Regions from separate parts of the Homo sapiens genome. Here region 2 is linked to region 1. Evidence: chromatin contacts called from ENCODE Hi-C data. All regions are on one chromosome and are shown on one strand. Each heading gives the region's core, a stretch centred on a gene start or an enhancer-like site at or near the end of the contact. The rest is flanking DNA. Distances are from core to core; before and after follow the strand shown.

Region 1 (2,720 bases), core at 148-2,647:
TATGTAGCTATCATCCTAACTGCTCTGGTCACTTTTATTGGCTAACTAGAAATTTCTAATCAAAAATTTATCTAATCCTTACTAGTGTTCATTTATAAGCAACCACAGAGCCACGTGAGAAGCCTGGGGTCACCTCTGTTATCCAGCATGTGCAATCCATAATAACCCAACAATTTAATAGAAATATTTTCTATCAAAGAAAGTTTACCAGAATGATTTCTGCCTTATATTGTGCACATATACCAGGCCATGCTGGTGATCCTTAGCAATTCTGGTAAGGTTTTAGAAAACTGCTTTATCAGGAGGCTTACCAAATAAACCACAGATTATTTCACAGAACATTTCACAGAACAGCATCAGAAAGAAACTTTCCAGGGTTTAGCAAAAAGATACAGGCAAGGAACACAGGCTGAAATAAGGAATTGGCAGCTCCAGAAGAAGAGGGAGACAGAGAAGCACATGCCCTCCCAGGGTTCATTCTACCTCTTGAACTGCTGGTAGTAAAGTTAATCTGTAAATGCTTTGAGGTGATTAAGAAGCTGGGCATCACTCTAAATGTAAATAAGTCCCGTTTCATTTCCTGGAAGCTGACTCTGATTGGGGCAGTCACCAGCTACTTAGCCTGCCGATAAATTTAAGATCCACAGTCTAGCTCCTAATTAACCTTGTCTTCTTATGAAGTCAAAGCTTAGCAAACTCATTTGTAAATACAAGCACACCCAGAGACCTCATTCTCCACAAGTTCAGGGAGGAAAAGTTGGTTTGTTATACATAGAAAGCCATGTTAAAATCTGAAAGCCTTGTGTTGATGATGGATTGCTTACCAAATATTTGGTAGAAGGTGATGTCATTTCCTTCAACCAACAAATCTGAAAAGTAATTTGAAAGAACATTCTAGCAATTGAATTTTGGTCCTTTTTCTGATAACAAGATTTCTGTCCCTTCAACTTACAGCTTCTGGAAGGAGACAATGAATTATTTATTTCCCACTCACTTGCTCGCTCTCTCTGCGTAGGCCCTGTTCATTCCTCTATCTTATCGTAATAAGCCAGGTCACCTCTGAACTGAACTGAAATCACGACTGTTCAGTGTTGCCTGCTTTATGGGTCTGGATGGCCTACTTTATATTGTTTGTTCTTCACTGAAGTTGGTGTGCTGGTGTAAGATTGTATAACTGCTTTACCCCGGGAACCCTCATAAAAATGAGAGGGTTGGCTCATAAAACTATCCCACTGTGCAAAACTGTAAATAACTTCCTTAGAGGCAGGACAAATTCAAGGCTGCAGAAAGTGCATACTTTCAGGGCCAGAGAACAGAACCATCCCCTCTCAAGTTGGTGCCTCTGCGAGCGGCTGCGGTCCTGCTTGTCCTGGGAATCGCAATGCCAATTGTTCTCTCCATGTTTTGCAACTCAACACCATTTCCTCACGCCTATTTTCCTTGTTTCCGCTTTGCCACTGTTTGCAGACACAGGAAGAGGTCAGTGGGCTCAGATGAGGACAAGGCCCCTGCCGGAGCACAGTCATGTTTATGGGCCGAGTGATGATCCATCACCCTCACTCTGTTTACGTGAGGGATTCCATAAATAAACAGTCCCTGTACAGCTGCTGTTTTTGCTATCTGTTTTCAGGATTCAGAATGGTGTTCTAGTACAACTAGAGTCTGATGCTGGTGTATTGAGCGGAAGCGAATGTGGGGATTCTTTACCAGCCTGTATTGTGTACCACACTTTCATACCCAGTACCCTGAAACACACGGAGTAGCTTCTTCAGCGTCACTAAGAGCAACCGGCACTTCAAGCCAAAGTGGTTTTCTCCCCAGAGTATTTTCTTAGAATGCTCAAAAGAAGAAGTAGAATCCAGGGTGACTTCACAACTGCGGATACAGGGCAGGAAAAGGGTAGCATTTGGAGTCCGGGTGAGGAAAGAAAGTTCTTCCATCTACAGGTAGCATGAATTTAAGCCGCAAATTAATTGCAAGGTACATTTCACCTTCCCTAAAGCAGATACACCTGAGGGAGACCGTGGGCACAGCAGAAGCATAGAGCAGTGGTTCTCAAAGTGGGATCCCCATTAACAACATCTGGGGACTTATTGGAAATGAGAATTCTCAGGCTTATAAATCACAGACTTTGAGAGCAGGGGCTAGAAAAGCATGTTTTTAAAAGCCCTCCAGGCATTTTGATGCAGCTAAAGTTGGAGAACCAGTCCTAGAAACAGCACAGCATACAGCAAGGTTAGAGTCCATCCTCAAACTGCTGTGTGCCAGCCCGGGCTCTGCTGACCTTGACCAAGTGATGTAATTCTTGAAACCTCAGTTTTCATCTGGAAAACAGGCAGTAACAATTAAGCTGTTGGGACCATTTTGTGAATGTATTTTGCCTGTTACACACTTAATATAGTGTCTACTGATTAAAATACTCCACGAATAATAGTTGTCATTGCTTTTATTCCTTTGGAAACACTAGGACTGGAACAAAGTATACACTCAATAAATGAGATGAACAAAGGAATCCATGAATGAATGTCAGGACTCTAGGTGGTTAGCTTGTGTTGAGAAGAAAGATGCTAATGGCACTATATAACTAGACCTCTGCATTTTAGAGAAGCATTTAGAAACATACTGTTCTCTGAGACCTTGTGAACAGCAAATGCATTTAACAAATAGAAAAGGTAGGAAAAGAGGAAGGAAAGAGAAAAGAGAAGGGAATGGAAAGGGTA
Region 2 (2,700 bases), core at 83-2,582, 600 kb before region 1:
TCCATCATCAACTAGCTGATGACTCAAAAATCCCACTCACAACTTCTCATCTTTGTCCATTAGTAGGTGTGGCTGCAGCAAGCACTCAGTAGCACAGACAGTGCTGGTAGTGTTGACGTCTTGATGGGATGGAAGTTTTCTGTTGATTCTCAGCCATGTCTTTATTTTTATAGCAGCCATCTGGACGCCAACAGTGCTAATATACTGCAAATCCTCTTCTTTTCATCCATGCCATTAAAGAGAGAAAACACAACATACGCACACCACACATATCCTTTCCTTTGAGTAGTTCTATGTAGGCGTGGTGAGAAATGCCTACAGGCAGGTACCAGAAGTGAAAAATCATCCTCTATGAGAATTTCTATTTCAAGGTAGAGTGCGGGACAACCAGGTCTAATGTGCTTGGACAGTGCCAGAACCGGCAAGTCAGAGAGAATGGAGCTTTGCTGAGGCATAGAGTATGAGGGAGAAATAATTTTTCAGCTGTGGAGGGTCAGAAGGCAGCCCAAGCGCACAAAGTGCACAGCGGTACTGCCAGTTATACAGTTTAAAACACTCTTTAAAGGTTCCACTCTTTTTCTGTTATCAAGGAAAATAAGATATGGGGGAGGGGGTTAGCGGCTGGCAATTAGACAGAGGAAGGAGAAGCTGGATATTTGCTTTGAAAGTGATGACTTTTTAGGTGAAGAAAATTTCATCATTTTGGTACATATTTGATTTCTTTAAACCAGCCTTAATCAATCAGTAAAGACATGGCATCCTTTCTAAGCTTCCCCTGCAATCAGGAATAAAATATTACAAATTCATTATTATCACAATAAAATTTAAAAATTGGAAGTCACATACAAACCTGAATGACAGAAAAGCTATTTGATGTATTTTAACAGCGAGATAATGCATTTACAAAGCAACATATTTTCCTATGTTGAGTTCCTTCAAAATTAAATTTATGGACCAGTCATACATTCCAAAAGTGGAAGGTCACTGTGATGTCTAAGTGTATCATATGACTTCAGGGGTTCAGACATGGCAATTCTTTCTCCTGATGCATTAATTGTATAATTGGAGAGGGTAAGTATTAAATATCAAAAATCAGTATATTTATCTTAATTTTGGATATATTTTGAATTATTTACTGACAATTATAGTTTCAAGTAGAAAAGCATAGAAGTGTTTGTTAATGATTCTGGAACACAAAGCCAAGACAACTTCGTATAGTTACCAAAAGGGACAGCAGTTTGGCATATGTCAGCTTCTGGCTCCAACTGGTCTAAGTGGAAAACACACACACACACACACACACACACACACACTGCCTGCAAAGAAAGTAGTGATCCTGGTCCTGCTATGAGCTGAACATTGAATTTTATGCAAATCAGCTCAGTTTCCTTGTCTGGAAACTTGCAATTTACTATCCCCATATCTATTCTACCTACCTCAAACAACAGATATGAAAAGAAGTTACAAACTTATATAGAAGTGGACTGAAAAATAAAGCAAGTTCTACTAGAGAACAGCTACAGAAGGTTCTATTATGATTATTTATTTGGTTTAATGACTCACAGGAATCGTGCTCACCATGGCTTCATGGCAGAGCTGTAACATTTTTCCTGGTCCTGAGCCCACTTTGACTTGGATGCTCTGCAGTCTGGGTTTTTATGGCAGAGACGTTCTGACTCTAGGTGAAGTGAGATGTGAATTTGGATATTTTTTGCAGTTTTCCACAGAAGAGAATTGACCTTTTCAAAACATCAGCCCAGTTCTTTAAAAAGTGGATGCTATTTCTTCTATTATGGGATTCAATCACTTTCCCAGGCAATGAAATAATTGTAGCATGGCATTTTATCAGGAGATGGAGCTAGCTCTCTTGATTTTTCTCAAACAAGTGACAAAAGGTTTTGTAAAAGGTCAGATCACTTTGTGAGACACTCAGTCAAAGAAATAAGAACAAATCTAGGCCACTTTGGGTCGATGAGAGGCCTGATAATTTTTGGAGCACAGAGAAAAAGAAAAATAACCAATCCAACAAAATGGAGCAACATGGAATGTGGTGAAAATAAGGATGATTTTTCCTGCATGTACCCTCTTTATCCCTGTGGGCAATGTCCCTTCTGTATGGCTCAGCTTTCCATTATGGGTGACCATTTGGACAGTGAGCAATATCTCTGTATCACATGGGCTAACAAGCTGAAGTAACAGAATATTCTAGAAGCCTCGGCAGGAGTTGTATGGTAGACTGAGGGAGATCGAGACATAATGATGATATCATCCAGACCCTCTTCCTCCCTTGTTGAGCTTCATGGTGTTCTTCCTGGACTCCATTCCCCACTTAAAAATTCACTATTGGAAAGATATGAGATGAGTGACAAACGGCTGTAAGTACACAGGACAGCCCAGATGGCAGGTAGGAGAGTGGGGGCTCTGACATAAGAACTAAATGCATCTTACATGTGTGGAGGGAGTGCTGTGTATAACTGGGAACTCCCCTCCCCAGGGACCTGAGACAGTAGAGCAAAGAAGAATACTAGCATTCTCCTGTTTAGGGCCTGCTTTGTCCATTAGAAGGAGAAAGAATAATTCATTCTAACAAGTATTTCAGGCTTTCAGAACATGCTCTTTTAGAATTTGTTTAAATAATCAGTTTCATAGGTCTTTGAAAGTCATACAGAGCAAATAAAATAATTCTGCCTACTGTTCTCT

What was found. Hi-C counts contacts between places; a loop is a spot of excess contacts on that map.
Region 2: a map of PC-3 shows a loop between it and region 1 (7-fold over the local background). The contact joins two enhancer-like sites. A Hi-C loop is called at or near these places in 2 of 168 maps with a recorded cell type or tissue (PC-3 and endothelial cell of umbilical vein).

What each region holds. Positions count from the first base shown.
Region 1 is chr10:35,888,933-35,891,652 of GRCh38, reverse strand. No RefSeq gene overlaps it. Among named protein-coding and RNA genes, the nearest start is that of LINC02630, 8.6 kb to the left of the region's middle. Within about 2 kb of position 1,397, at least 5 of the 41 ENCODE cell types and tissues checked have a DNase peak (open chromatin) inside an H3K27ac peak, as active enhancers do; they include PC-3 and endothelial cell of umbilical vein, where a contact is called at or near this core.
Region 2 is chr10:36,491,928-36,494,627 of GRCh38, reverse strand. No RefSeq gene overlaps it. Among named protein-coding and RNA genes, the nearest start is that of LINC02630, 590 kb to the right of the region's middle. RefSeq lists an enhancer at 1-753. Within about 2 kb of position 1,332, at least 4 of the 41 ENCODE cell types and tissues checked have a DNase peak (open chromatin) inside an H3K27ac peak, as active enhancers do; they include PC-3 and endothelial cell of umbilical vein, where a contact is called at or near this core.